6 separate regions of the Mus musculus genome follow, and regions 1, 2, 3, 4 and 6 are each linked to region 5. The links are chromatin loops, found by intact Hi-C in ENCODE. Cell type or tissue: heart. All regions are shown on one strand. Links, peaks and the distances in the headings refer to the core of each region. The heading gives the core; the rest is flanking DNA.

The links. Peaks named below come from ENCODE experiments on the same cell type or tissue, not always from the same donor. Only the 100,000 strongest peaks of a DNase experiment are listed, where the experiment ranks them.
Region 1: a loop joins it to region 5, with 4 times the contacts of the local background. A loop is called at or near these places in 5 of 42 quality-filtered maps.
Region 2: it touches region 5 in a loop (2.1-fold over the local background); 8 of 42 quality-filtered maps call a loop at or near these places.
Region 3: it touches region 5 in a loop (2.3-fold over the local background); 3 of 42 quality-filtered maps call a loop at or near these places.
Region 4: a loop joins it to region 5, with 4 times the contacts of the local background. A loop is called at or near these places in 34 of 42 quality-filtered maps.
Region 6: a loop joins it to region 5, with 3.0 times the contacts of the local background. A loop is called at or near these places in 8 of 42 quality-filtered maps.

Annotation. Positions count from the first base shown.
Region 1 is chr9:94,867,354-94,872,638 of GRCm38, forward strand. The region is part of intron 6 of Slc9a9 (solute carrier family 9 (sodium/hydrogen exchanger), member 9); the gene reads left to right. Among named protein-coding and RNA genes, the nearest start is that of Mir7656, 120 kb to the left of the region's middle. In heart, for the core only: a CTCF peak has its summit at 2,211 (motif pointing right); no DNase peak of the experiment used is centred there.
Region 2 is chr9:95,062,285-95,067,569 of GRCm38, forward strand. All of the region lies in intron 12 of Slc9a9 (solute carrier family 9 (sodium/hydrogen exchanger), member 9), which reads left to right. Among named protein-coding and RNA genes, the nearest start is that of Gm32018, 250 kb to the right of the region's middle. In heart, for the core only: no CTCF peak of the experiment used is centred there; no DNase peak of the experiment used is centred there.
Region 3 is chr9:94,925,195-94,930,479 of GRCm38, forward strand. The region is part of intron 6 of Slc9a9 (solute carrier family 9 (sodium/hydrogen exchanger), member 9); the gene reads left to right. Among named protein-coding and RNA genes, the nearest start is that of Mir7656, 180 kb to the left of the region's middle. In heart, for the core only: a CTCF peak has its summit at 2,109 (motif pointing right); no DNase peak of the experiment used is centred there.
Region 4 is chr9:94,739,541-94,744,825 of GRCm38, forward strand. The region is part of intron 4 of Slc9a9 (solute carrier family 9 (sodium/hydrogen exchanger), member 9); the gene reads left to right. Among named protein-coding and RNA genes, the nearest start is that of Mir7656, 9.6 kb to the right of the region's middle. In heart, for the core only: no CTCF peak of the experiment used is centred there; no DNase peak of the experiment used is centred there.
Region 5 is chr9:95,403,065-95,408,349 of GRCm38, forward strand. It overlaps Chst2 (carbohydrate sulfotransferase 2), which reads right to left and starts at 4,206. Exons shown (of 2, transcript NM_018763.2): 1 at 3,513-4,206; 2 at 1-3,409. The coding sequence starts at 3,227. The coding sequence ends at 1,635. In heart, for the core only: a CTCF peak has its summit at 2,566 (motif pointing left); DNase peaks (open chromatin) are centred at 2,577, 3,117, 3,757 and 4,307; H3K4me3 peaks cover 2,476 bases; H3K27ac peaks cover 1,897 bases; H3K27me3 peaks cover 877 bases.
Region 6 is chr9:95,183,248-95,188,532 of GRCm38, forward strand. All of the region lies in intron 14 of Slc9a9 (solute carrier family 9 (sodium/hydrogen exchanger), member 9), which reads left to right. Among named protein-coding and RNA genes, the nearest start is that of Gm32018, 120 kb to the right of the region's middle. In heart, for the core only: a CTCF peak has its summit at 2,544 (motif pointing left); no DNase peak of the experiment used is centred there.

The DNA of each region.
Region 1 (5,285 bases), core at 541-4,540, 540 kb before region 5:
TGCCCCAGTACAGGGGAATGCCAGGGCTAGGAAGCAGGAGTGGGTGGGTTGGGGAGCAGGGTGGGGGTGGGGGGGAGGGTATAGGGGATTTTCAGGATAGTATTTGAAATGTAAATGAAGAAAATATCTAATAAAAAATAAATTAAAAAATGATAGAGAAAGAAATATATTGATGTAAAGAGATGCACAATACATTTTAAGTAAGACAAATCAACCTAATTTGTTCTATTTACATCTAGTAAATAGTAGTATTATTAGTACATCTAGACTAGATATAGAATTCCAACCAATTACAAAGCAAGTTCAAGGTCAGTCTTAATTACACAATGAGACTTTGTCTCAAAAATCAAATCAAAACAAAATACTATCAACTATATGTGGATACCTATGTACTTATATAGTATTTCTTTCCTGGTTAGCTTCTGTTGCTGTGATGAAGATCATTACCACAAACAACTTAGGAAGAGAAGGGCTTATTTGACTTACATGTCCTGAGCACAGTCCATCTTTGAGGGAAGTCAGGGCAGGAATTCAAACAGGACAGAAACCTGGAGGCAGGAACTGAAGCAGAGACCATGGAGGAGTTCTGCTAATTGACTTGTTCAGTTTATTCTTTTATATTGGATCACCTGTGCTGACATGACACTGCCTACCCTCCCCATATCAATCATTAATCCAAAAAAAAAATACCCTCAGAAATATATACAGGCCAATTTGATGGAGACATGTTCTCAGTTGAAGTTTCTTCCTCTTTGATGACCTTACCTTAAGTCAAGTTGACAAAAACATCAACAACAAATTATCTATATTATAATAATTATATGCAAATCACATATTTCGTTGTCTTTGTATTTCACCTATAATTATGATGATATAGTGATGTGCTGTATGCTGTTTATATATATGCAAAATACTTATATGTCATATGTAAACTATATACTATTTTGATATAAATATAGTTTAAAGGTTCAAAGTAGTAAGTGCAGTATTGTGATGGAACATGCTTTTGTTTTGTTTTGTTTTTTAAATAACTCCACAGTGCATAAATGCCTGCAAGTTTTCTTAGAAATAAACTAAGGGCCTCTTTAAAGAGCAGGCTCTTGGAGGGTAATAAATACACACTAAGTGCCTTTATTCCTTGTAAAGCAAATACTGATAAGAAAGTTCAGTGCAGCTCATTAAAGGAAAGAGAAATGGAGCAGCAATTTTCTCCCTCTAAAGGAGAGTGCCATGCTGCTTAGAAGTTTTGCTAGAAAATGTCACAGAAAGTGTGATGCCAGAGAACGCTTGGCACTTATCCACAAGTGAAATTTTGAAAGACCACACTCCTAAGACCCTTGCTTCTTAGGGGGAATTTAACATGAAAGGGAATGGGACACTGTGAGACTCAACCATGGAGCTAAGAGGAACCCTGAGATACTTACTATCCAGCAATTCAATAACATGTGCCCAGCACTGCTACCAATTGCCTGGATTTAGTCACCCATCTCTGCCCTCAGTGAGCTGGGCAAATAATAGCTATCACAGGATTTAATGTCAATAGAAAACATTCCTCCAACAGTCAGTTCAGAAGAACTGTAGAATTTAGATATAAAATAGGTCCCTAAGGAAATCTCATTCATTCCAATACCAATCATTTTTAAGAAGAAAACAAACTCCTTACAGACAAGTTAGACCTTTCTCTGTCCCCCACAACACAAACTAATTGTTTGGCAGTTTCTCCAATAATTACTGACCGAATCAATTAGGGTCTTTTCAGGTGCAGATGGAGGCATTTATTAATCCTCTCATTAACAGCTTTTTTGAGGATGTATGTTTAATAGTCTTTATTGTGCTTCTTCCAACTGTTTTGGAAAGCCCTCTTCGATACTCTCATTAGCTCTGGGTCTCTCATTGGCTCCTACTAGAAAACAGAGGAGTGATAAGAAGATATGCTTGCTGATGAGAGTGAGCAGACACTGCCATCACAACCTGGAGACGTACTTCTCATGAATCTGTTTAGCTTAAAAATAAGTTCCTTAGGTCTTGACACATTTTGCTGAAGGTGATTCAAAAGTTAATATTGGCCAGGAAACTGATAATCAGCCTGAATCACATTTGTTTTGATGGCTGTCTAGATAGACACTCTTGTGTTACATAATTAATGGAAAACTAATGCAGGGTTCATTTTGCCCAAGGACTCCTGTCCAGGCAATCAAATTCTCTGGTTATTTCATTTCTTAAACACTAGGTGGTATCACATGGCAGTAACGGGGAAGGTTCTTGGGCTCTTTAATTAGGACCAAGGCTACCATACTCAGCTGACAGTAGCTGTAAGTGAGACATTCCCAATGTGGTACTGCATTCTTATCCACTGTTGCTCTCTTGGGCTTTGCTTAGTCCTGATCTCTGGTTCCTGTTTCCTGACTATGTCTTTGGATTTCTTTTACCCCTAGCTCTTAATGCCTCTTCGGATCACTAGGATCTGACCTTGGCTTTATCCAGTGACTCTGGCCCATCTCTTGACTTTCAGATTTAGATCTATGACTTGCTTGCTACTTCTTTGGAACTCATACCCATGATGGAGAACTTGGCTTGCTCACAATGCAGCAAGAATGACAGAATGATCTATGAAACAAAAATAAATAAGTTAATGCTGTGATTTCATATTGATGGCTCTTTATCTCAATTCTACTGAACTTTAATTCATTGGTATATAAATCAGATGTATTTGACAGAAACACAATTAAGATTAATATAATCCCCGGCTGGCCTCGAACTCGTGATCCTCCTGCCTCTGCCTCCTTCAGCAAATCCTACCGGCGTGCGCCACCACGGGAAATGCAAATCAAAACAACCCTGAGATTCCACCTCACACCAGTCAGAATGGCTAAGATCAAAAATTCAGGTGACAGCAGATGCTGGCGTGGATGTGGAGAAAGAGGAACACTCCTCCATTGTTGGTGGGATTGCAGGCTTGTACAACCACTCTGGAAATCAGTCTGGCGGTTCCTCAGAAAATTGGACATAGTACTACCGGAGGATCCAGCAATACCTCTCCTGGGCATATATCCAGAAGATGTCCCAACCAATAAGAAGGACACATGCTCCACTATCTTCATAGCAGCCTTATTTATAATAGCCAGAAGCTGGAAAGAACTCAGATGCCCCTCAACAGAGGAATGGATACAGAAAATGTGGTACATCTACACAATGGAGTACTACTCAGCTATTAAAAAGAATGAATTTATGAAATTCCTAGCCAAATGGATGGACCTGGAGGGCATCATCCTGAGTGAGGTAACACATTCACAAAGGAACTCACACAATATGTACTCACTGATAAGTGGATATTAGCCCAAAACCTAGGATACCCAAGATATAAGATACAATTTTCTAAACACATGAAACTCAAGAAAAACGAAGACTGAAGTGTGGACACTATGCCCCTCCTTAGAAGTGGGAACAAAACACCCTTGGAAGGAGTTACAGAGACCAAGTTTGGAGCGAGATGAAAGGATGGACCATGTAGAGACTGCCATATCCAGGGATCCACCCCATAATCAGCATCCAAACGCTGACACCATTGCATACCCTAGCAAGATTTTATCGAAAGGACCCAGATGTAGCTGTCTCTTGTGAGACTATGCCGGGGCCTAGCAAACACAGAAGTGGATGCTCACAGTCACCTAATGGATGGATCACAGGGCTCCCAATGGAGGAGCTAGAGAAAGTAGCCAAGGAGCTAAAGGGATCTGCAACCCTATAGGCGGAACAACATTATGAACTAACCAGTACCCCGGAGCTCTTGACTCTAGCTGCATATGTATCAAAAGATGACCTAGTCGGCCATCACTGGAAAGAGAGGCCCATTGGACTTGCAAACTTTATATGCCCCAGTACAGGGGAACGCCAGGGCCAAAAAGGGGGAGTGGGTGGGTAGGGGAGTGGGGGTGGGTGGGTATGGGGGTCTTTTGGTATAGCATTGGAAATGTAAATGAGCTAAATACCTAATAAAAAATTTAAAAAAAAGATTAATATAATCAAGGGAATCCATTGGCCTGTGCTTCAGGGTTGAGCCAACTGGGGCATGCTGGGCTCAAAGATTCAGCGTGGCTGTTTGTTTGTTTTTTGTTTTGTTTTGCTTTGTTCTCACTCATCCTCCTGATTCTTAGGTGCAAGCATAAGACGTCTTTGCTCACACCTATAGATGACTTATTCTGTGAAACAGAAAAGACTATTTCCTCAGGTTTGCAAATTTTTGGCTCAAAACAACACTTCCTTCTCCTTATATTTTGCATATCAATCACAGAGCACTTGGCACTGCCTACATTCAAGATCTCCCCTAGATCACATAGTACTCCAAGGAAATTAGGATGTAGTGATTGGTCAGATCTCAGTCATGGTCCCACCCTCAGGCTGATGGCTTGTGGTCTATTTGTGAGAGGAAAGCGGCTGGAGGAAATGTCTAACAGACTTTCCAAAACTGTAGCTTCCATAATCACCATGACATGGTGCTTTGAAATGACACAGAAAGGTCCCTGTGCCACTTTAAGCTTGAAGAAATGTTGTATCTCAGAAAGCAAACATTATTTTCTGCATGTGAGGCTGAACTGCAGAAAAATAACTTCTGTATATTACAAACAATAAAAAAAATCACAGCAAGAATGGAAGAGGCTCACTGTGTGGGGGCACAGGCCATCACAGAGGTTCAGAGGCTCTGTAGTGAAGCCTTGATGGGAAAAAATGAATAAGGTTTGGACTTCCTGATTTATCATTCAGTCTTATCAGCTCTTCCACTGACCTTGAGAACTAGTGAGAAATCTTGCTATTGACCTGCAGTTCAAAAGATCAAAAGCCTTGGCCCAGGCACTAAAATCCAACATGCAACTCCATATGTCAACAGAAGAAGGTGTTGAAGACAAAACAATGTTCTTACCCACACTCCCCTCTCACCATTAAAACAATCCAATTCTACTCCCAAGTGATACTTTCATAGCCAGGGCTGTGGAAATCCCACAGGAAAAATATAACAATTCTTTCTTAAAATGAGCTAAACACACAAAAAGGAGCAAGCCAGGGGAAGATATAGCCTCACCTGGGGAAAACCAGGAATCAGGGACAGAAGAGGTACTCAAGGGGCAAGCACCCAGAAGGCATGGGGTCTGAGGAAGGTTATCAAATGGGCTGATGACAACTGAGGAGACCAAAGAAGAGCGAGAACAGCAAGGAAAGAAGCACTCGATACAAAATATGGAGCTGGGCCAGTGCAAATGCAAATATTGACGACATTAAAAACTCAATGC
Region 2 (5,285 bases), core at 888-4,887, 340 kb before region 5:
GGAAAGACCTTGGGGGCAGCTACAACATGGGAAGACAATTATGGCTGGAAGAGAGTCAAGCAGATGGCTCTGTGAAGTGTGTATTAACTCTGGGATCACTCTCAAGCTGCATGGGTTTAGCTAACCCTGAATAACACACCACAGCACTGAGAAATAAACTGCATAGCAGAGCCTGAGTCAGACAGCACTGGACGGCACACATGTCAGGCAGAGCTGAGTAGTGCTGCAAAGACTTTGTATTGGAACCAACAGAGGAACCCCAGGCAACACAAGACAGGCAAAAATTAGTGCCCTGGACCTAGACTTGCCAAACAACTCCCTCCACCATGAAAATAATGAATATTATTTCATAGGAGAATCTGATCAAGCCATTTCACATAATATTCAGATTTTCTAAGAGGAGCTCATAATTACTCAGTGTGTGAAGAATTAGGAAAAAATATGTATCACTAATGAAAAAATAATAGAAGCTAACCTGAAGATGACAGGGATGTTGGAATTCAGAGAATAATACTTTATGTTATAATGCTATTATGACTCTACTCCAAGAAGTAAAAGCAAACATATACACATATAGCACATGCACACACACACACACACACACACTTACATACACATACATACATATACATACATATACATACACAGACAAAATAGTAATAGAAAATACAACAGAAACAAATAAAATCAACAAGAAGATTAAATTGTGAAATGGAGATAAATGAGGCTTTTAGAACTTAAAAGTGATGTCTAAAATAAAGAATACACTGGATTCCTGGACTGCTATTACATAGACTCCCTTCCCTATCTGTTCTCATGAGAATTGGGTGTGTCCTACCTCTGAATCTGTCAAAAGTTTCTCTGATTCACCACTTTGTTTGCCACTCAATTACACATCACTTTCAAACATGGCTGACTCCTTCTATAAACTAATTTTACCTTAAACGCATGTACTAAGGGTGTATCTGTATTCCAGCCAGAGGATTAAAGGTGTGAGGCCTGTCTGTATTCCAGCTGGATCACACAAATGTAGATCTTTGGATGTGATCCCTTGCTAAAGCAGCCATGTTGCTGGATTAAAATTCCTCTACACATTCACCCAGAAAGCACTGAGAAGAACATAAAAACAGCATAAACAAAAGCTAAGTGACACTACTATACATCCAAACCCAAATGCATTAGTTATTGCAACAACTAATGAAATAAATTGTCAGTGAGTGAAAACTGTGAATAAAAAGAATCAACAATGTGATGCCAATAAGAGACATACTTGACTTAAGACATAGGTGTGATATAGGCCAGCTAAACATAAGAGAATTAGAAATGCATTACCAAGCATACACCCAGATGAGGTCTTGCACATAATAGTCTTCTAAGCAAGGATATTTCTCTGGTTGAAATAAAAAAAGAAGGTTATGTAATGATGAGAGAATCAGTTTACTCAGACAGTGTGACTATATAAAATGAGCACACAGCTAACAGCATTGCTTTCCAAGACAAGACAAGTTTGGCAGATCCCAAAAGAGAGATGGGCAAATTCACACTCAGAACAGAGGACTTCATAGCTCTCTCTCTCTCAACAACTGAGAAACAAGCAGGCAGAAAAAAGAAAAACCAAAATAAAAAACAAACAAACAAAACAAAAGTTCAGGAGACATCAACAACAACAAGGTGGGTGTCTTAGTTAGGGTTTTACTGCTATGAGCAGACACCACAACCAAGGCAACTCTTATAAGGACAACATTTAACTGGGGCTGATTTATCAGCTCAGAGATTCAGTCCACTATCATCAAGGCTGGACCATGGCCATGCCCAGGCAGGCATGGTGCAGGAAGAGCTGAGAGTTCTACATCCTCATCTGAAGGCTGCTAGGAGAAGATTGGCTCTCCCGTGATTAGGAGAAGGGTCTTAAATCCCATGTTCACAGTGACACACTTCCTCCAACCAGGCCACACCTCTAAATAGTGCCACTCCCTGGGCCAAACATATTCAAACCACCACAGTGTCTTTACCTACTGTAAGCCCTCTGGTTCCTTAAGTCATTTTTCACATAGATCTCTTCTCTGTGACATGTGGTATGTAAAATTGCTGTTTGGTAAATGAAGAGAGAGTCAAGTGTTAGTAAAGTTGCAGAGTTTAACCTAATAGTAAAAGAAATATGAACATGCATATATACTTTTCACCTACTTTTTCCTTTTGTTAATAATCCCTCTGTAAATATATAAACAGTTACTATATCTCTATGTAAACCATCTTTTTGTCGTACTGTTTTGCACATTTTAGGCAAGCACTCTACCCCTGACTGACAGCCCCCACCTCAAGACACATTAAATGTATTCTTCTTGTTTTGCTGATCTGTTTGAATATTGGGACGGACATCATATCCTTATCTAATGCTGAAGCATGCATCTTAAAGGATAAAACCATTCTATTAAGTATCCAAAATACAAGTGTAAAAAGCATTACAACAACATTATCAGTACATGTTCAAATGCTCCTGTTATTACAAAACTGTTTTATAGGTATTTTTAAATTCAGGATTGACTCAAGGTAATATATTGTATTTGAGCCTGACTCTTTTTTTCTCCATGATATTGATTTTTATAGAAGAAACCAGGTCAGCTGTTTTATATGCTTGTCCACATTCTGGACTTGTTTCCTCGTGGTGTCAATTAATATACTCTTTCCTATATTGAATTTCTTATAAATGAGAAATTAGGTCAAACTTTGAAATCAGGTTGAGTCCTTTTTTTTTTCCCAAGGATACCCATTGTTGATATTTTGTGCTTAATAGTGTGCATTGCTTTGACTGTGCGTTGTAGGGCCTTGCCCTGAATGCTCCATCAGGATGCTTATTGTCACAATGCTGAGTTTATTCCTATAGGACAATGGTAACACGTGTTACAAGGGTACATTCTTTTATTTTATAGTTTACTTTCAATCTGTGGGGCAATAATTGGGTACCACATAATTATCCTCTTCCCAACACTCTTGACCTCTCCAGTTTAACATCCCACTGGTAATACATGTTCAGTTAAACTCTCATATTTTGGATGATTCAGTTTAATTTGCTCTTGATATCTAATTTTTGTATGTGTGTACATGTGTGTTAGTGTGTAGACTGGAATTGTCCCTTAGGCATCTTCTACCATTTTTATTTTGATAGAGCCTTTCAGCACTGCTGGAGTTCACCTGCTAGGTTAACCTGGCTGGCCAGTGAGGCCCTGGGATCTGCCTGTCTCCTTCTCTCCAACTCTGGGGTTTCAAAGATGTATCATACTCCCCAGCTTTTTAACACTGCTCCCAGGGACTAAGCTCAGGTCCTCCTCCCTGCATAGCAAACATTTATGTCATGTTACATGTTACGTCATGTTATGCCATCTTCCCAGCCATTGATACATAATTCCTAGACAGTTCCTTTCTTGCTAAATGATTATCTTTCCAATAACCTTTTAAATTTTCTGAGGGCTTTTTGGTTTTTTGTTTGTTTCATTGGTTGTTGTTATTGTTGTTGTTGTTATTGTTCCTTTTGGTCATTGTCCCAGCCTGGTTCTTTTGTCTGGTTTTGAGACAGTTTTCTATACTCTAGGCTGGCTTTGAACTTCATCTTTCTTATCAATGCTGAGGAGAAAGCTGTGTAGCAGCATGCTTGACAAACTTAATTGCTTTGCCTCAGGGATGGGGATCGAACCCAGGACCTTGGGCATGCTAGGCAAGTGCTCTAGCACTGAGTGACACCTCTACCACCTCCACCATGACTTTCTCTTTAAATATATGATGCTTTTCTTTGTGACCAGGAACAAATATATGCTTTCTAGGCACAAGAAAAATGCATATTTGATATTTTAAGGACTAAAGTTCTTTGTGTATGCACTGGGTATCTTAACTACAATTCAATGAAATTCCCAATATTGTTATCTTTGGTTTCCTAAGTGAGTCAGAATACAAAAGGTATACATCAAATTATATTTTCTGTGGCTAAAGTCCTTTTTAAATATTTGTTATGATCTTATAAGGTGCCACGTATTGAGACATGCATCTGGCTGCTGCTTGGGAGGTGTGTCTTTTTATGATAAACATCTCCCCTGCATCATATTTGCTTCATCCATTTTGCTCACACAGAAATCAAACAAAGTGGTCCCATCTCCCTTTTATGTTAATGCCCCATGCTCATCTGCAGTTCTGAAAATGTGGGATTATGAAGTGCACAAGCAATGGGGAACGTGCCCAGGCAGTGGGGGCTCCCCCTCCTATTCCTTTTGTTTGGTTCAGTAAGCAGTGAATAGATTCTAGCCTGGGTAGATTGCAGCATCTTCATCAACACCATTAAATTCTCCAGGATCTCCAACTTCTCACCAGAAAAATAAAGCCTTGTTTTTTAACCAGTTACAACCTTTTACCTGGTAATGCACATTTTAATTCTAAATGGAGCTGCTTACGAAAAAAATTACAGAGTGAAAACCCAAGGGATTATATTAAAATGTCCATTTTCCATCTAGCCCTAAAGATCAATCCCATAGTCAAAATACAGGATTCTAACTGGAGTTATTAAAAATAGTACTCAGGTTTACACTTAGCTTCACAAGGAGGAAATTGCCATGGACAGAGAACTGTCTATTAGAGGCAAAATATGACTTAATGACGATTTCATTGTACTCAGGGCAACTGTCTGGCTTGGAAAAATGCCAGAGGAATGTACTGAAGACTAATTCCTCCTCCTCCTCCTCCTCCTCCTCCTCCTCCTCCTCCTCCTCCTCCTCTTCCTAAACTCTGTTCGGTGCTAGGATTATTGCAGTGTAGATTACAACTAGCATTAATGTAGCTGCTCCCATGTTTGTAGATGGTGATCCCAAGTGTCCCTGGCCATCTCTCCTCTCTCAGCAGCCCTGGCTACATTTATTTTCTGTAGGACTCAGTCTGAACATCAGGGTCTCCACCGTCTCCTCAAGCCCTTTCCTCCCTCCTCTCTCAGATGTAGTCTGCTAGCACAAGGCCACGGCAGACAAACCATGTTCTCTACTAAACACACAGGGCAGTGCTAAGGGAGGGCTTGGTGGACCCATTGGGAAGGCTGCCACAGACTGCTCATGGTTTCTACTGTCCTCTCAGGCTGCTCTGCCTTCTGACTTTATGTCCTTATGGGCTACAGTTTATTCTGACCTAGCTATTGAAGCAATCCCACTCTTCTCTCTCTTCTTTTAATTCTCCCTCATCAGGAGCCTGCTTTTTTATACAGTCCTTTTGCCACTTTAATAGGATTCTCAGAGAGTTGAAGATTATTGCTC
Region 3 (5,285 bases), core at 441-4,440, 480 kb before region 5:
AACCCCTAGAGGAAAATCCTAACACTGGCTTGAAAGGCTTCCCAGGAGTCAGCTGCATCCCCTCTCTACCTGCCTGCTACCCTTCACACATTCCTCCAGGCATACTGGCCTTCTTATAGCTCCTCTGACCCTCCTTGAATGTTCTGCACACATGGCCCCAGGCATACTGGCTTCTTAGTGGTTCCTCTGGCCCTCGGTGGATGCTGTGCTTCAGAGAAGAGGATGCGCTTCCCACCTCATTTCCCTCACCACCATCTTCAGGCAGCCTTTCTGCACAGCACCTATTCACCCTCCAGTGGACACTTCCTTCCTCGTAGGCCACCCTAGTTTCTGTTCAGCTGCTGTCATTTCATCGTGTATTTGTTAGCTTCACTGTATTTATGTTGTCTTCTCCACTACAACATAAGAACGGCTGTGTGTTGTCCCTGTTGCATCCCCAGAGCTTTGAACAATGTCTGCACACAGTAGGGGTGATGGATATTTGTTGCTGGAATGAATCAGTTTGGCTTGACACACAAACTCTACTTCCAGCGGAATTATCCTTGTCTTTTCCTTTCATGGATGACATTAGAATAGCAAGATGATATTTGTCAAGGGCCTAGGTATGATTTTGGGCTCTTAGCAAGCCATCATTAAATGATACTTCAGAGGGCAAAAGAGTTAATTAATGATCCTCCATGGCACAGCCCATTGCAGGCCCCTTTAGCCCTTGTGAAGGTCCCCATGGAAAGGCCATTGGGAAGAAACCCTATGCTTCTAACTCAAGCTCAGTGAACTTCTGGCCAGGACCCCTTATTATTAAGACAGCTCCTCTAACCTCCCAGGGTGTCTGGAATGCCCCCAATTCCTGAAACCATTATGTTTTACAGCAGGTTCTCTTGACAGAACTTCATCAGCCTTTGGCAGAACATAAGCCCGAATAATGGGCAGGCAGACGCCAGAATGAATTCCAATGTGTACACACAATTCTTGGCCCCATAAAAATCAATTCCTTATTCATAATTAAGCAAGTCCCCTGGGAAAGGGCACGTTGGTATAGTTATTAAAAGATAAATAATAGATAAGGATCCACTTGTTTCTTGCTCTGTTCATCTTTCTTTTCTTAGTACAAAGAGCTTTAAACATGAAGTAACACTGTAATTAATTCTTTTCTCCTGCCTGGTCCCTGCCTGTGACTTACAAGCCCAACAAAATGGGATAGCCTCTGAGAAAGTTCATTGCCGTTCTGTGCTGTATTGCTCTTTTAAAATGTGTCCCAAAATGCAGAATGACAACCCAATCCTAGACAGGGAGAAAATAAACTGTGAGCATCTGACATTAAATGTCGCAAGTCACAAGAGTGCTTTTCTCATGAGCCTTTTCTCATTTTCCAGATCGGTTTAGAGACTTGCTTAAACATGCAAAAAGGCTGCATAGTAAAGAGGGCCGCATCTTCCAACTGCTCAAGTCAATGAACCAGCCAGTACTAAGTGTTGGGAAGGATCCACTTGACCTCACAGAGTTGTGTTGAGAGATAATGGTGTTGTCCCTTCTCACAGGAATGTTTCCTCACACATAGCTGAGGGAGGGAACTCCCCTGAATCACTAGACTGCTAATCATCCTTTAGGGGAGAAAGTTAACTCTCTCTCTAAGTACTGTCAAAGAAGGGCATTATTGGTCATAGATCCTACAAGTGTGGGGCACGAGCACACAGAGTTCTGGTGCCTTTTTTGGCCTATAGAATTAATAGAGCAGGAGCCAGTTGGAGCAGGACCTGTAGCCTCTCTGGTTTGGTGTATTTGGGAATTAGGCGAAATAAGACAGCAAGTGCCATGTTTCTTCACCTAGGAAACTTATCGGGAACTTTGAGGGCAAGAGACAAGGTAAAGGCACTGAGGTCAAGCAGCTGCTGATTGAGGGATGGGAATAAGCAGGAATATGTATAGCTGGCAGAGAAGATGAGGGTTGAGTTGATACATGACAGGAAGGAGTTCTCAACAGAGCATCAGCTGAGATTTCTGGGAGAATGGTTCAATAGGAAGCAGAGTGTGACTAGAGCACATCACAGGAAGACCCAGACCAAGAGCCAGGCATACCCTCTGACACCCAGTACCATGGGGTACCAGCAGGGGGACCTCACTGCTACTCATCCCTTTAAAGACCTTTCTGTGTGGAGAAGAGGAAGCCTGCTTTGAATGTTAAGGTTTAAAGTTGGACTTAGATAAGTTTAAATCAAGAAAAGTGATTGACTAATAGAGTTTGACCAAGAAATCAACAGAACTACTAAACCAACACAAAGGTGGATTCTATATAGTACAATTAGAGCAGTAATTGAGGGCAGGGGAAGACATTTCATATTTATGTCCTAGTTAATCAAAAACTCTTATCAATGAATTAGTGCTGATAGTTTGAATTTCTTTGTTAAGGATTAAAGATTTGGCAGAAAAATGGAAGGTTCTTTTAAATATTTATGGCTATTTTAATCTGCTGGGGGTCTGCTCCAGCTAGAATGGGTTGAAGTGAGACACAGTGTTGGACACGGGCCAAAAATTGATGATCTCCAGTCTTTTAATTCTCTAACTGCTCTGTGTTAAAATCCCAACTCTCTCATACTGTTGTGTGCTTCATGAAGCACTGGGGAACTTAATTCTTTATCTCTCTTATTATTTGCTTTATAATTCTCTGTGCTTGAATAAGCGCTGGAAACTTAACTCTTTATAAACTTACTTTATAATTCTCTGGCCATTAACATATACTATATAGCACCAGGGAATTCACTAGAGGATTTACTGCTAGCGCTCCTTTCTCTTTTGCCCAGAAGCTTCTCCCCTCCCTGGTGAGGTGAGAGAGAAGCTTGGAGCAATTAACTTTTATTGAACCAGGAAAAGAAAGTCACACTCATGAGAGAAAAACTTTTACACAAGCAAATATGCACAGACACACACATTCTTACACACATTCAGACACACATTCACATTTTTGTTGGGCCCAACCATCTGTCTCATCAACTTAAATACTTAGAACTCTTATACTTAAAATGCATATGTAGTTTTGATGGATAGAGCAGAAGCCCCTGTAAGCAGGTTTCATTGTGCAAACACCAGAGCAGAAAGAACTCACTCATTCTGGATGAAAAATAAGCTACAACCTTCATTGCTTACAGAAAGAAAAAAAAAAACTTCTATCTTTTTATTGAGTATAAAAATCAAAATCAAAAAGCAAACCAAACCAAACAAAAATCTGTCTTTGTCTGTTGCAGGAAATGTTAAAAAAGACGATTGGCACGTTCCTGCACTAGTGCTTGCCCACCAACTCTCTGCGGCTAGCCCCTGTGCCAGGTGATCTCAGCCCACAAACTCCTGGCCCTGCAAGGCCACAAGGCTCCTGCTGGGCCATCTCAAAAATGCCCCTCTCCCCCGACCCCCGCCACCCGACCCCCTCAGTGAGTTCCACTTGCTTCCATGTAACGCCCCACGCACCCCTGGTTATCCATCTCAACACCTAATTACATGATAGAAATAAGACTCTTAAACTTATAGTTAACCAATTAGATTTATATATCAATTTAAACACAATTTACAAGATGCCAATATAATAATTTCAAAGCCAATTGATAATGATAAAGCTTTAACCCAATTATTCTAACCTTTTAATAACACCACAACAGTCTCCATTCTGGTTCTCTCTCTCCTCCTGAGACCTCTCTGTCTCTTCAACTCCTCACTCTGCCTCCCTTCTCCTGTCTAATCACAAGCCTCCCACTGCCCTAATATGATTGGACAGGGAAAATCCTGTAATACTTGTCAGTAAGAAGAAACTTGCTGTTAAGAAAACAAAACAAAAACAAACAAACAAACAAACAAAAACTCTGTCACCCGGTAAGGTAATAAGAAGCCTGTCTGCTGCTCTCTGCTCTGGTCTGTTCTGCTCTGTTCTGCTCTGCTCTGCTCTGTTCTGTTCTGTTGTGCTCTGCTCTGCTCTGCTCTGCTCTGCTCTGATCTGCTCTGCTCTGCTCTGCTCTGCGCTGCCCTGCCCTGCTCTGCTCTGCTCTGCTTCTCTATTACTGTCGTTGTTCCTAGTTCTTGTATGTTTTCAAGTACATGATCATATGGTACTTCTAAAGTTCACAATAAGGCCAAACAAAAATTAGAATCATAAATAGAATAAAGAGTTACAACAGAGATGTTTACATGTGTTTTCATAAGACTAGTTATCTAACTAAATCTTTATTATCTGTCACTACATCCACAGGTTCATTACGAGTTTAATACAATAATTCTTATGTCTTAAGTTAACATGATTTTGTCAAGAGACAGATCATCTGCCTAGTGTCTCATTAGTTTTGAGCTTTTGTATAGATAAACCAGATAATATTTTTTTTTTGGTCTGAGCACCTACAATAAATTGTCTATACCCAGTTTTATGACCTTTAGTAATCAGATAATGGTTTCTCAGACAGACCAGAAAGAATGTTTACCCTGATCATAAATCTGTTTCATGCATACTTTCTGTCTTAGTATAATTAGCCCATGACACATGAATGTTTACAGAGCCCAAACTGCAGACTATATTATAGAGGGCTCAAAACTTACTTGTATAAACTTAGGAATTCTATAGAATCATTATTAAGAATTATGAAATCATCAGTTTGTCTACATAGCTTTGCTAAAAAAAAGAGTACATCTTCGTTGATCTGAAGAAAATCTGCCCAATAGGTAGGCTAATGCCCAGGAATTGTTATATTAATTTAATCATGACAGAAAAGGCATATCAGCTGCAGGAAGCAATCCTGAGATGCAGTCTCTTTGGGCCTTGCCTCTTAGAGATCACCCATCATGGACCATGTAAAAATGGTGGGCTATCTTCAGGAAAATCACCTGCTAGCCTTTAGCCTATCCTAGGTGGCTCCTGACATAATCATTTTAACACACACACACACATACACAGAGAGATATTATATGTATATACTTTATTTATTATACTCATAGAAAATCTAAAGGGGATACACTATGATCATTTAACACTTTTTAAAAAGCTTTCAAGTGACATTGATTTAACATTAATAAAAGACATGAAAGTAGATTTAAGGGTAAAAATGAAGAGTAGAACGTTGTCCTAAAGCATCATTTCTGTTGCAGGAAGACCTGCAACATGAGGCTATCACTGGCCAGGTAGTTTCTAGGAGCAACATATTTTAGGGGATGCAGTGAAGGAAGAATATCAAGAATGAATGATTTTGGAAACCCAGAGACTTGACTTAATTATACCATTTTGAGAAATGGTAATTCAGTAGGATCCAGAATGG
Region 4 (5,285 bases), core at 791-4,790, 660 kb before region 5:
TTAGGTCTGTTGCCACCCAAAACCCAGTGGTAATATCTTATATCAGGCATTTAAGGACATCTTGGTCAAATATGTAAAAAAAAAAAAAAAAAAGCCTGAGACCTACTAAGTAATTCTCTTTTGTTTGTGGGAAAGGATAGATCCAGGACCAACTGCTTCCATCTGGGCTTCTGATTCTGCCGGTAGCTTCTGTCTGTTCCCTTACTTGAGTTCTGGTATCAGAACTCCACAGCCTACAGTCAGGACCCTGAAAACTCAGCCTTCTCAGGTAAAATGCTAATTGCCTTTACCAGAAACCACTGACTCACACTTCAGTGCCAACCTGCTCCTGAGCTGTGTAGCTTCCTTTAGACCTAAGCATTTTTTATTTGTAAAAGAGGGAAGGTCGCAGGACCTTCATAAACACACTCTTGAATCACTCCAGGAAGCTCAGGCCAACCTGGGGGAGATAATCACAGAAGTAGGGTTCATATGGCGAAGTCGCTTTGATGATCACCTTACAATTAATAGAAGATATTGCCAAGTTTTGTTTTGAAATATAAAAATTGTGCTTCTATCCGATTCTGCTGTTTATTAAGGATTTCGTGTCATTTGCTTTCAATTAAATTGAAGCAACTCAAATTCAATGAAAGTATTCTATGAAGACAAACAGTGTTTGTGCTATTAGGTATGACAGTAGTAGTTACTATTTTAACTGTCTCTATAAAGCCAGGGTTTCCTGTCTTTTCCATGTTGGCAGCATGTAGCTCGTCTGGACATGTTGTCTAAAGAAGGCTGTTTGGGGAAATTCAGGAAGCACATGGTGAGATTAAGGCTCTGAGTCTGTCTATTTTCTCAGCCCGTCTGCAGTGTTCCCCAACGCTCACAATGCAGTGTGTGAGCTCTGCACTCGGGGATCTGACCTGCAGTGACTTTGGCTGGGTAGTTTTGTTGCCAGTCTTTCCAATAGAAAACAGACATGTGCTTCTTCCCGATGCTCTTAGAGCTCTCTAACACTGAATCCTGCCCAGACTTAAGGAAGGATGATACCTTACCAGAAAGAAGACAGAAATGCATAAGGTGCATTAAACAGGGACAAGGAGGGACCACACAGACCCTTTGTGGGGTTTGAGTCAGGATGGTGACCTGACTGACAGTAAGGAATATGGAGCAGCTTGGATAGCTTAGCTTTCATCAAATCTGCTGCCAGAAAAGGAGACTGGGTCTCAAGAAAGTCCTGGATGTAGGTGCTAGACAGCAATTGCTCACTTTGTATCTCTGTGCATCTCTTTGTGTCTGCTCATGGGCTCTCTCTCTCTCTCTCTCTCTCTCTCTGTGTGTGTGTGTGTGTGTCCAGTAAAAAGGAAAGCAACTGTTAAAGAGATTGTACTGTTTCTCAGCAGAAAAAAAGACCAATCATAAAAATGTCATTTCAATCCTAGTGCTTAGTATCCAGGAGGAGAGTTGAGTGGGTGGTTGGGCCATATGCCCATTTTGATTTGACAAGTCTGACCTCTGGTGTGGGGAACTCTCTGGGGACGACATTGGCAGTCCTCAGATAATCTGTCATCTACTGACTGGCATGACATGTTTGATGTGGAAAGTTATAGTGTTGCCAAATAGTTATAGACAGCGATTATGACCAGAAAGATTTCTCCAATCCTTCCTTTTCCTTACACAAAATTGGCAGCTTATTTAACTTTATCGTGGTGTCTTCAGCTGGGAAATAAGAGAACCCACAATGTTGGTAAGATAAAAAAGAGTGAATACTTGTAAAGCTGAGAACGGGATGCCCGCCATGTAACTAATAAATATTAGTTTGAGATAGTTGAGATAATTATTAAATGGCACAGATTTCATCTTAAGGTCTGGATTTGCTTGGCTCTGACTCTGCTGTAGGTTGGAGGTCTGAAATTGTCTGCTAGTAATTCTGTTATCATCCCACCACCCCACCTCGGCTCAGGTTCTCAGCCAACAATCTTGTCTCCAAGCAGCTACAAGTCTGCCTGTGTTAGTAACGTTTCTGTTGCTGGAACCAAAATACACCCTCAAAACTAACTTCATGGAGAGAAGGCTCTTTTGGCTCCCAATTCCAGGGATATATAGTCTATTGCGGTGGGGAAGGCAGGGTAGTGATCAGGGAAGACATGGGGCAGGCTGTTCACTTTATGCCAGCATCTACTGAACAAGAGGTGGAGCTGGCATGTAAAGTCTCACAGCCTGTCCCCAACCCCACACACACCTCAGCAAGGTTCCACCTTCTAAAGGTTCTACAACCTTCCAAACATCACCACTAAGTATGGACCAAGGGTTGAAATATCTGCGCCTATGTGGGGCTATGTACATTTAAATTACTTCTGCCGCTCACAGGCCCATGGCCAAGTCTTGATGCAAAACATATCCCACCCAACTTTGCAAGTTCCTTCTGGTCTTTAATAGTCTCAACAATATTAAAAAAAAAAAATCCAAAGTCTAAAGTCTTTTTAGAAACTTGAGGCAATCTCCTAATTGTGACTCTCTATAAATAAACATTTTTAAAGTATATGCTTCTGACATACAAGGGTGCAGCGTATACACTCATATTTGAAAAAAGGAGAAATGGAGCATAATAAAGAATGAGTGATCTGAAGAAAGATGGCACCCAGAATGGAGGAAAAAGACCCTGTACCTCCATGCCTGGCATTTGGGACTCATGGTGGAATCATCTCAGTCCAAATAGCTTAGGTAGCTTTGCTACCAGCTCTGCTCTGTAGCACGCATAACCTCTCTCATAGGATAGGTTCACTCTGAGTGCAGTTTTTGTCTATGGACATCCTGCTGGCTCTGGGCTGGAAGATTGGGTGTTCAAGGCCTGCTTCAACGTTATAGTGAGATCTTCCAGTTTCTCAAGTGGCCTCAGTTTCTTATGGTAGCATCTTTGCAGGTACTTTGACCCTGTCACATATTTCTTGACCTTAGTAGCTCTCTATATCCTTGGTACAATGTAAGAAGACCCAAAGACCCCTTCAATCTTGTATCTTTCATGTCTGTTGACTTGAGGGCATTGGGAGTCTGAAGTGATCAGGGAAATGTTAGATTCCAAATAAATGGAATGTTTGTTAGATTTCATGACAAAGGGACAACTCCTTGCCCTTCCCCTGACTCTGAACCTACATGTTTAGGTCAACAGCATAAGACTGGGAACATGAATTAGGACTGGGCTATAAAGGCTCAAGATCTACCCCCTATTTCTACTTCCTGCAGTAAGGTTCCACTTCCTAAATGTTCTACAACCTTCCCAAACAGTGCCACTAACTGGGGACCAGGTGTTCAAACACATAACCCCATACCAGACATTTAATATTCAAGTTGTAATATTTTCTGGGATACTATTTTAATCTCCTCAAAACTGCAACGGTAACTCGCCAGCAAGGACTTTTTCTAGGACCATTGGGTCTTCGACGTGGCAAAGGTTCTCTACTCAGAAGAAGCAAACAAATGCAAGACAATACTCTGAGAACCGACACCAGATTCATTGAGAACATCACAGCATGATCTTTCAAAAGTAGCTTCTAGCCAGGGATGGCTGACATGCCTGTAATCCAAGAGACTGGAAGATTGGGTGTTCAAAGCCCGCTTCAACGTTATAGTGAAATCCTATCTCAAAAATCCAAACAAACAAATCCAAAAGTCCTTTCTATTTTTCAACAGAACACTATTTAATAGATATATAAACCAGGATTGCCTTAAATAAATCATAACTTGATACTTAGATGAATTTTTCATTTAAGGAGGCTAATTGTATACACTGCAGCACTGTGGGTGAGGGCTGTTGACCGTGAGTTGGCAATGACCTCATTATGTAGAACTGGGCATTATAAATGGTAGTCATTAAGACAGGATTCTACTTTTAGTTAAGGGCAAGACACAAAATGCAGAGTTTCTTAAATTGGGCAGTCTGGGAAAGGTCCAGGCTGATGGAAGAGGATGAAAGGGAGAAGGCTTGAAAATCCCTGCAGTTGGTGGCCAGAGAGGACTGGCTCTGCCTTCCTGTTTGCATACTTTTCCTGCTGTTACCTCTGCCTAGTGACTGCCTTGCCTTTGATCATTTCCTCCTCCTCCTTCTTCTCCTCCTCTTCCTCCTCTTCCTCTTCCTCCTCTTCCTCTTCCTCCTCCTCCTCTTCCTCCTCCTCCTCTTCCTCTTCCTCCTCCTCCTCCTCTCATCTTCATGTTTCCTGCCAAGCCCTCGAAGGTCCCCCTTTGAATGCAAAATGCTATGATGGAGAGGATCACCTTCAGTCATACCATCCTTAAACCAGAAAATCACAGCAGACTTGTATGCAGACGAAGGAAACATAGAATGTGAAGTTTGAAAATGTCAAGACAAGATATGAAATAAGTTAGCTTCGGGTGGAAAGAGATATGTTTGGAGTTCTGAAAGAGGGAGCATTGTAGTTGTCTGAAAGATGTCCACTGGCTTACAGCATGCAGGGAATTCTAGAGTGAGAAATGTCTGTACATGAGAAACTTTAGTGGGAGGGAGGACTGTCCTGTATGTTAAAAATGGATCTCAGAAAACACACATTAACCAAGACTGTGACCCTTAGCTGTATCGTGTTTGCCCTGAAGTAAACATTATAAAATTTCCGTATGTGTTTGGTGGGAACCATTATCCCTCGTTTCCCAGAAGGCCTGGCTCCCTTTTGGTTTTTACTGAGTCACTCGTTTGTTCTACTTACCTAGAACTCAAAGGCATTTGCCTCTGTCTCATGATTTTGTGTCACTTAGGTGTCACAGATCCTATATTATTGGAGAGTGATGCAAGCTCTAACTTTTTACTGACCTTACTCTGATTTTCTTCCTGCTCGCATTTCTGAACTGCTTGGCCCCGCCTCCAGCACTGTTTACCACTTAGAATCCCTGGGTCAATCAAAGAAGCCTGAAACCTGTTCCTTTGGCAGTGGACTGCAGTCAACAGAGAGGTCAAACAACTAGTCATAGTGCTGAGCATAAAAGGAACATCAGTGTCAATCCCCACCCCACCCCACCCCCATCTCCCCACCAAGGCTCAGGGAACACCTCTGAAGGGGAGGGGCAACCAATGTCAGGGCAGGAGAATGGGAAGGAGTACAGCGAAGTGGACCTTCTTCTAGACTGGACTTGGCTATGGTGCTCGTGAACTTACAGACACAGGAGTGACCTGCACAAGATCAAGACGGTCCAAACTACAGCACAGATTGGGTAGAAATCGATCACCAGACCCCATCCCTTCCCGAGGAGCTTTGACACTTGGTAGTTGCTAGGGGAAGGGAGAATCATTCATTGTG
Region 5 (5,285 bases), core at 468-4,467:
GATATACAATATACAACTATACTGTCTGTTTTTCCTATTTGGGCTTCATAATTTCTTATCGTAACATGACACCATACAGAACACATCAGCACAATATGAGTTCAGGACACAGACATAGGAGTATCATAACCGCTGCTGGGAAGATCAATAGTTTTCTCACTGAAAGTCAGCAAATTTCAAAATCCTACACACTAAGCCGCATCTATTTCCTCTTCCTTGGGATCATTCCAGTATCCAAACGTTCTTAGCTAAAGCCCTACACTGTCTGCAACATGTTCATCGCTTGGCAAATTTGCCTTAAGGAAATAAAGAGAACATCATATCTCCAGGACACCCCAAGTCCCAAGTAAATGAGTTCAAATCCCTGCCCTTTAATATCATTAATTTGGATGGGACAGAGGAGAAAGAAAACCTAGGAGTGTCCCAGTTAAAACGTGTTTGCTTTCATATGCCTCTGATTACTGTGTCATAGACAGAATACACTCCAGACAGACGTTTCTCTTATCCCACTAACAAACAGAAGTTGCTGCTACCACTGCCAAAAGTGATCACCTCGTTTTGAAAACTGTATTCTAGTCATCAGAACTTGTTTAAAAAAAAAAAAATTGTATGCTTTCAAAGTCTTTCAAATTCTCCTTTTTTTTTTTTCCCCCCTGAACCAACATCAGAACAAAACCAGCAGTCTCTGCTTCGAGGTACCCTGTCTCAACTCAATACAGCAGTAATCAAAACCGAATGCCTTCAACTCTCCAGGGCTTGTTCTTCCTTTCTGGACTCAAAGCTGAACAGGAGAGTAGTGTGTGCTCTTTCTTCTCTACCCTGTTTGGTTTTGCCTGTAGATTTGCTCCATTCCTGGGTACCTGGCAGGCAACGCTTTACATGTGAGAAAACAACTCTCGGTTAGTAAGAAGGCAGAGGCTTGTCCCAGCTTAGCAAGTAGATGGCTGGAAATGGAGGGACAGGGTCCACCTGAAGCTACAGAGACAAGTAACACTGGTAAAGCCGGAGTAATGGAATCAAATATAAAAAGACTATTATTTATTATCTTCTTTATTAATACTCACATATAACCTTTGCTGACACAAAAGTCTACTTTGAAGACCTGCCTCCTTGATTTACCAGCCCAGTGGGGGCTTTCTGCTCTGGGGGTCACTTCCCCCTTCTCCACCCACCCCATCCCACATCCAAATTACTCTTACACATTCACAGATACCACGAAAATTTTGTAAACAAGATTTGGGTTACTGGAACTTGATTTATCAACATTCCACTTCAATATGGAAGGGAGGAGGGAAAGAGGGAGGAAGGAGAGAGGGAGAAGAGACAGGGACACAGGGCAATCTGTCAGAACTTTCAAGTCTTGCCTTTTCTGAGGGGTGTGTGTGTGTGTGTGTGTGTGTGTGTGTGTGTGTGTGTGTGTGTGTGTGTGTTTGCACGTGTGAGTTGAGGGCTGTTCCTTGAAATGCACTGACTCAAAACGTTGACAGCAAGTGCCTGTGTGGTTATTTATATTATATATCTATAATAGAATATGTGGGCTTCCTCAGCTTGGGTCTGGGCTGTGTTTGTTTAAACACAACACCATCCTTTTTGTGGGTGTCTCCGGAGAGTGTCAGATCTCTTGGGAACCCTTCTCAAAGCCGGGGCTTCCTGAGCAAGGTCTTGCTGAGGTCTTTGACCTCCTCAGGACTGTTAACCCGCTCATAGCCCAGCACGGCCATGGGCTGGTAGCAAAACTCCTCCACCTGTTTGATCTGCTGGAAGGTGAGCGCGGTCCGCCAGGCATTGGCGGCCTGAGTGGCATTGCGAGCTGACACCACGAAAGGCTTGGAGGAGGAGCCCGAACCACTGGTCATGTTCAGGGCAAACTGCTCCATTTCGGGACTCACCAGCAGCCCCACAAAGTCATATACCCTCCGTAGGGTCTTAACGGGGTCTCCCACCAGATCCTCGTACCTCACCACCAAGTAGTGTCCCTGCAGCCAGTCAGGAGGCTGCAGGGCTGTTTGCAGCGTCTTGGCCATACTGTTGCAGATGACCTCCATTGCACCCAGAGCGTGGTAGTCTGCTGGGCCACCCATACCCTCCTTCTTGGCACCAAGCTTGTGGCCAGCAGCCTCCAGGAAGGGCATGCGGTGGGCTCTTGGATCCCGGCTTCGCACCACCTGTAGGCTTTCCCGGATGAGGCCGTGACGCGAGCGGATGCGGGAGCTGGCAACAGCACGAGGATCACGTACTAGGTGGATGACCTTGAGGTCCAAGGCTGGATCTTTAAGCAGCGGCGCCAACACAGCCACATCGAAGACCCGCACGCCCTTGATAACCAGCGTGCGGTACTTGCGACACTCCTCCTCGAAGCGTGCCAGGCGTTGAGGTGGGCACTTTTTGCACACGCGGTCGTCCACCAGTCCGACGACCTCCTTGCGGTAGGCAGGACAGAGTGGCGAGGAGCATACCACCTTGTTAGTGGCTGCCCCAAAGATGCCCAGAGTGGTGAGGTTGCGCCCCCCACTGCCTGCGGGGCTATACAGCTGGAAAACCGAAAGATCGCAGCGGTAGAGAGCGCTCAGCATGTCCCGCGCTGCCCCCTGCAGGGAAACGGCGTCCCCGGGGTACAGTTTTTGCCACACGTGCCACACAGGCTCATAGAGGAAGAACACCTCAGGGTTCTGGTTGAAGAGCTCACCGAAGAAGGACGAGCCCGAGCGCCACGTGGTGAACACATACACCAACTGCCGCTTGTCCCCTCCACCCCTGGTGCCTCGAGTAGCATTGCCCAGAGAGGCCGCAGCTCCTGCACTCCCAGCCGCGGCTGCGGGAACTGCCCCCACGCCCGCGGCAGGAGGGCGGTACGGGGTGCGGGGGTCCATGCGAGAGTGAGCGCGGGGTGGCGCTGCAGGAGGCGACCCCGGCCGTCCCCAGCCGGCCCCGGCCGCCCCTACCGCGGCACCCAGAGGCCCGTCGGGGTTGCACTGCTGCAGCGGCTCTTTATGCCACTTGTAGTCCAAGAGGTTGAGCATCGTGAGCACCAGTAGCAGTGCATAGCCCGCGCACAGCACCAGCGCCTTCCTGCGAAATACCTTCATCCCGAGCGGGGACGCAGGCCAGCGGCGTCCTGCGCGCCGGGGCCACGGCGGGAGCAGGGCCCGCTGCACGGCGGCAGGCGCGGCCGGCAGCGGCCGGGGAAGCGCACCGGGGGGCAGAGCTCGCGGCGAGCTGCGGCTCATCACAGGCACAGCCGGGGCCGGCGGCGCGGCGGAGGCGGCCCTGCAGCCCAGGAGGGGGACGCTGCAGGCCGGCTGCGGGCGCCGGGACTGGGGCCGCCGATCCGAGGCGGGCGCGGCGGCAGAGGCTGCTGGTCCCCGGCGCCCAGGGCTGGCTCTCCCATGGCAGCGGCTCCGAGAAGGACCTGCGAGGGGAAGCGGAGTGAATGGGTGAGCCCAGTCTCCGGTCCAGATGCCTCCTCCGCCTGAGTAACGCCCACCCTCTAGTCTGCGGGCTCCTCCACTCACCTGGAGCGGAGGGTGCGCCTCGGAGCGTCCCCAGATCCCCGACCGGCGGACTGTCCGGCTAGCACTCTCCTCGGTTTCTCTCCGGTTCTCTTCTGCTAGGGGTCCCCAAGCCTTCGAGGGAGCCGCGAGACTCCGCTGCCCTAGCCCTAGGCAGAGTTTTCCAGCAGCGGGCGCCCTGCACCCCGGGAGGGGAAACTTTCACCGGGCCCGGAGCCCAGCTCTGCGCTCCACCGAGCGCGGCGCGTCCCGGCTCCAGCGACGTCTCCTTAGGTCTCTCGGGACCGCTGCTTCCCTCCAGGCTCTGGGGCACGAAGCAGGCAGGAGGCGACAGTGGGGGGTGGCTTACATACGCCCCAGCTCCAGGCTGTTCTGCTCTCCATCGCTCTCTCTTGGCCTCCACGTAGCGAACCTTCCCATCCCTCCGGCGGCCGCGGATAGGGTGCAGCGCGGCCCCGCAGCGGCGGCTGCTTCTTCCATCACCCGGAGGATGTCCTGGCGGGCGGCTCAGGCGAGCCCCGGCGCTCCGTGGCCGCGGACTGGCCCAGGACTCTGTACACCTAGCTGAAGGCAAAAGAGCGGGACCCCCCACCCCCGCGTCACCAGCGGCTTCTGCCCTACGAGGTCCCGAGGCAGAGGAAGCCCCCGCCGCGGCCGCACTAAAGCGGCGCCCGGGAGGATGCTGCTACCCGACTCCCCCTACGCCGGGCGCCTGCAACGCGCTCGGGCCGGCCTCTGCGCGGCTCCTGCCAGCCCGCTCGGGGTTGGTGCGCGCCGCCGTCTGTCGCCCCGGCTCCTCCCCTTCGCCGTGCTCCCCTCCTCCTCTGCCTGTCCCACACCCGCCCTCCTCGCAGCTCCAGACTCCCGCCGCCACCTCCTTAGGGGCTGGAGATGCGACCCGGTTCAAGGAGGCGCTGCTAGGGCCTCCAGCCGTTAGTAGCAGAACAGAGCTCTAGGTGCGCCCGGGGCGCGGCGCCGGCGCCTGATTCCCAGCTCGCCCGCACAGCCGGAGACTTGGGTTCTCTGTAGCTGCACGACTCGGCTCCCAGGATTCGCTCTGGAGAAGAGTTGGTGATAAAAGTTTGAGCAGAAATACCCCGGACGTACGCTCCTTTCATCCCCAGCGGTCAGCACTGGTGTCCCCTCCTAGGACGCGAGCAGCACCGCCCAACAGCGCTGTGTGCAGCGGGAACCCAGTTCTGAAGCCTTGGCCCTGGTGCTAGCCCATTCCAGCGGGTTTGTGGTTTCTCCCTCAAGGAGGAAGTAATAAATCTTTCTGGGCCCGGGGTCACTGAAGAGGCTTCAGAGTATGCCTCTCCGCAACCTTTCCGAGTGTCCTGGATTTGGACAAGGCCACAAGGTTTCGATGATCCCACCCCCACCTCCTGCCCGGCAGATGTTCTAGGCTTGTGGAGTTTCCACCTCTGCTGACACCCTCTGAGACAGGGCTGCTGGGGGGAGGGGAGGGCGCTTTGTTTAAATTTGTGGTGTGATAGTGAGTCCATTGACTTTAAAGAGGAAGAGATGAGATCAAAGAACTTGATCGCAAAGGAAAACGTTTTTGGACGTTGAAAGTTACTTTTTAGTTTGGTCTGCGTTGGTTTGTATACTTTTCTTTCGCTGATGAGGGAATAAACTTCCATTGTAAAATGGGACAGCTACAGGATGGGTGGAGGTTAGAGGGCACATAGGAAAGATTGTACTCCAGTTTCCACCTAGAAGGGCAGAAAGATGAGTCATTGCGGTCCGGAGGTGAACTACTGATCACTGGGAGAC
Region 6 (5,285 bases), core at 891-4,890, 220 kb before region 5:
TTGTCTCCAGCAGGAGACTAATTCCAGCTTTTGGTGGTTGTTTTCCTAACTCCTGGAGTCTGAGTCTATGTCCAGTAGTAATAAAGTCTTGCTGACATCCCCAAAAAGGACCGAGTTCACTGTTGCCCAGATAATGAGTTCACTGTTGCCTAGACAGTAGTCTGAAAGAAGATATTTGAAAGGAAAAGAGGGGCGTGTCTAAAGTAAAGCCTGCTCTCTAGGGTGGAAGGTTGACAGGAAACCCCCTGAATCTGCAATGTAAGGTGGCGGGGTTGTCATAAGGCACAAGATGCCATCTTAGTCTGAGCAAAGGTTAGAGGTGTGAGGGACAACATTAGTCCTCAACACCATCTGAAACAGTGGGCATCTCTTCTGAAGGAAGAGAAGGTTGGAATCAGACGACCTTTAGGGTAGCTTCAGGAATGAGCTATCTGGGGAAGGCGCACAAAATTGCTTCTCAGTCAGCCATGTAAAGCAGGGTAAGTCTTCATCTGCTAGAAGGAAGGTGGGGTGATGAAAGAGCTGACTTCCCTGGGATCCTCTTACCCTGCTGGCCAGTGTGGAAGGCTCACACTTATGCCTTGGTGGGTCACAGCAAGCCGATCAACTACTTACCAGTTCTGGAAGAGAGTGTGAGATGGTCAGGATGGAGGTTTGAGCAACAACCAGCCCCTTCCATACATATGTCCATGCTTCTGCAAACAGCCCCTCTCAGGACAACTGTCTGAAGGCCACATCTGTTCTTCTCCCAGAGTTACCCCTGTTCCTTTTGACGCACTATTGTTTCAGTAATGCCTTTGAAACTCTCCGCCACCGACACACCGGCTCTTGCCCACTAAACAATACAAGTAGGTCTTACTCTGTACCTCTGACACAATGACAGAGCGATTGATTATTTTCCTGAGATGTTTCAATCCTCTGTATCTAAGAAATCATGCAACGGACAAAAATGTCATAATCCAGGCTTTGTTCCTTCATGAATAGTGGAGCTTCCTGTTTTGTTTCTCCTTCTAGGAGACAAATAGAATATTTCTGCTTGTCACAAGTACTAACTCGTATAAACTTTTACCCATTGGAGAGAGCATGGTGTATTTTCAAAATATTCTCTAAGACCATGTCTAGAACATTCTTAGACACACTGAGATATGGAATGTCAGTGTTCTCTCACATTTTTCATGATATTTAAGGTTGGTGTTCAGGATTCATGGGGGGGGGGGGGGGACAAAGTCATCCAGAGCAACGAGTAGAGCAAAAAGAACCCTCCTAACGTATTTCCTGTCCTCATGGCTGTCCGCACAATTGGATGGACATCCTAAGGAAATATGCAGCGAGCAGGAACTGTCCTCATAATTTCTCCTTTATGTCAGTAGGTTGACATTTTGCCTGCTTCTAATAGAACTGTACTTGGGCCTAATTCTCCGTGATTGTCCCTTTGTTCTCAAGGTCAAAGGTGTAGTGCTTGAGAACAGAAATGCCCAGCCTGCCCAAGAGGAAGTCTGCTTTTCTCTGGGAACTAAGAAAGACTATCTTATGACTTAGGAAAGTTAAATTCTCAGGCAATACAAGGAATTTTGAATTGGAGTAAGAAGTCCCAGGTTTAGACCCCACACCTGCCACTTTAACTGTATTCTTGTTATTAAGTCATCCTTTCTGGTGCTTTTCTTTCCTTATCTCTAAAAAGTAAGATTGTACATACATTTGGAAACACAAGATGATGTATGTGAAAGGTCAAATAAATGGTTAAGTCCTGCCCTGTCCTATATAACAGTCTGACATTTAAATGCCTGTGGCATTGACTTCCCACCTAGCCATAGGAGAGGGTCATAACCAACCAGGGAGAACAGGCATGTTGGTTTATTAATGAAGGCCATTTCTGACCCCATGCCAAAGTAATACGTCATTTCACTCCCAAGCTGTGGAAAGTCTCTGTTTGGCTTAGATAGAATGAAAATAGCAATATCAAACTTGGAAAGTCATGCTTGTGTTTGCTTTATGGCTCTCGGAGTCTTCTCTGCCTTTGCTTTCTGGGATGGTCTTCTCTTCATTGCTGATTGCAAACTCTCCCCAGTGGGAGGGAGGTGCTTACCTCTAAGGAGGTCACAAAGCTCAGAAAGACAGCTTCAGTTAGTATACAGTGGGCCTTCTCTTTAGGGAGTGTTGGTGATCAAACCTAGGAGCTCTCCTGAGCTAGGCAAGCACTCCTCTCGGCAGCTACATAGAGCCCCAGCCATTTTTAATGTATTTATTTTTAAAATAGTGTCTCACTAACTGCCCTGACTAGCCACAGATTTACTCTGTAACCCAGGTAGGCCTTGAATTTGTATCATCTTCCAGAAGAGCGGGAATTACCAATCTGAACCACCAGGTCCAACTTCAACTTGCTCTTAAGGAAAAGACTACCTGGGAACTGGAAAAATAGCTCAATGGTTAAGAACACTGGCTGCTCTTCCAGAGGACCAGAGGTCAGTTCCCAGCTTCCACGGGGCAGCTCTCAACTGTCTGTAACTCCAGTTCCAGAGGATCCAGATGCCCTCTTCTGGTCTCTTTGGGTACCAGGCACATCTATGGTACACAGACATTAATGCAGGGAAAAATACCAGCACACATGAAATAAAAACCGTTCAAAAGCAAAGTTCACTTCAGGTAGATGGAAGAAAGAGCCCATTTTAATCTGTGCTGAGCTAGATGGCAAAGGGCTCTCTGGAAATCCAACTGTTTACAGTTATTCCCTTTTACAACCTTGACCTTTCTCAGAATTCATTTCCTGGTATCTAAAAGAAGAAGCCTAAGGACATCCCACATCCTTCCAGATAAACAATCCGGTTTGACTCAACGACAATCTTAGCACTGGATGATTAGAGGCCCAGAAGATGTTTGCTAGAACTTAAATATGATTTTCTACATATGAAGGTTACAACTCTGTGGGCTTGACATTGTTTATACAGTCAAGTGAGGATGTGGGAGTCCCTGGGGCACAGACTCTTCTGAATGCCCCAACTCTCATCACCACCCTCTCTGCACACCATGGCACAGTGCCCCTACTATTCTGAGGCTCGCTAGCATAGGTTCCATCTAACTACACGTTCTTCAAAGCTCACACAAAACTGTCCACACAGAGAGTGTCCATTATGCCATGAGAGCGAACAAGAAGCTGAAGATATTCACCTCCCAACTCAGTGCAAATTCAGATTCTAAATCGGGATTTAAAAAAAAAATGTTAGATGATCTGGTTTTGTTTTACAAAGGCCAAACCACCCCCACCCCCACCCCCGCAGTTCACTCCTTTACTCTGAGCCTCTCAGAGCTCGTGTTGGCTTGAAACCAATTGTAAATCCATAGCAGCCTTTGAGAAAGATTACCCCGCAGCCCCATGAAAAGCTAAGAAAGCAGCCACTGGAATAGTTCCTGCTTTACGACCTCACTCATGGTCCCACGCTGGCCCTTCTAATCATCGTGCCTCAGAGTTTGAGCACTTGTGCTTCCTTACAAAGCTGGACATCTTGTTCTGAAGACCTGCTGACCTGAATCCTGCCAGCAAGGTCTCCATGACAGGAGGAGGGTGGCACCCAGCTCAGAAGAGACCAAGCCTCAAAAACTAAGAAAACAAAACAAAACAAAACATCAACAACAACAAAACCAAGGCACCATGTTGTTCCCCAGGAATGAGCATGCATTTGGCCCCGAGCCAGTTCATGTTCAAAGTGAAACTTTTAATTTCTTCTTTAAAATAAAGTCATAAAAACTGCCTTTAAAGTGAGCCAGACCCGTTGCACCACCAAGGCTCATTTTGTGAGCACACAGGACCCAGGGAGCAGCCAGGCTTTCCCCTTAACTCCTTACCCCTGAGAAGAGCTCCAAACTTTCCAGGCAGGGACAAGACGCCCCACGGAGAGGCCTGGGAGGAACCCGGGACTGAAAACATTCCTTCTTCTAACCTTTTTCTTTGAAGGGAATGACTAGATGGCCCGAAATACCACTTACATAGAGATTCAGGAAGGGCTCCTTTAGTACAGACAGTATCCATTTACTCAACTGAGAACGTGAGAAAGGACCTGGAAAGCCTCCACTCTCCTAGCTGAATGTAAACCAACTACAGAAAAACCAGGGAGCCCAGGCGGTCCTGGGTATCCACATTTGTCGGGTATCCAGGCTCTGAGAAAACAAGAATAATCTGGTTTTAAAAGAATCATAAAGAGAGCCAAAATAACAAGCAACAATTTGGTCTTGCTTTTTTTTTTCCTTTTCTATTTAGTCTTATGAAAAAATTATTGCAGACAGAATAATTACAAAGTGCAATCATAGATGAAAACACCCCTGATGTCGCCTTAGTCTATTAAAAAAATATAATGTAACGCTGTGGAGGACTAACTTGGATTCCCCCCATCACACCACATGGCCCCCTGAGCCCTGCAACCTTCCCAAGCTAAGCCTCCAGCTACTCATGGATGAAGTGAGTAACCTTCGGAGGAATTTTAGAGATAATCTAAGAGCCCTTCGTGTGTGTGTGTGTGTGTGTGTGTGTGTGTGTGTGTGTGTGTGTGTTCAAAAGGTAGAAACTTCTTTATGGGAACGGATCTTGAAATCCAAAGAGAATCTCTGCAAGGCTACGGAGGGTGAAAGCACTCGAGAAGCATATTCCAGCCCTGCTCATGTGTATACGTGTCACGTAGCCAACCAAGACAGGTCTGGAGCTGGTAAGCTTTTTGGAGATTTCTGTAATCCCTATGGGACACACAGCGGGAAACTCTGATCCTAGAGGAGCTGGAGTGACTTCTGGAAGGCCATCCAGTTGAGTCAGTCAGTGTTAAGATTAAGATTCAGGCCAGGCAAGCTGGGGTAGTGAAGCTGGACACCAGGGAAGCAATCACACTACATGCATGGCATTTACCTGGGCCGTGCGTGGGCTCAGTGCAGTTAATGTTGGGGGCTGTTTAACCCCCACAAGCCTGGTTCTCGATCTTATCATCTCCAGGGCCGGGTTGACAGACACAAGACCGTAGTCACCAAGGTCTCCACTCAGGTCCGTGTACTTGGTTTAAAGTTCCACACAACTACTGGTTTGAAATAGTGGTTGTTTTTAAACATTTCTATTCTGCATTGATTCCCCGAAAATTAAGTAGAGAGTCCTCATTATTTCCATTTTACAGATGTGTAAACAAAGACTTGAGTAAATTCAATTGTTCTTGGCCTCGGGCCCCTTTCCAAGATTAGTCTGCAAACATCACACCAAGAGGAAGCAGGAGCAGACAGTGTTGAGCCAAGGGGGAAGCTATGTGGGTGGCATG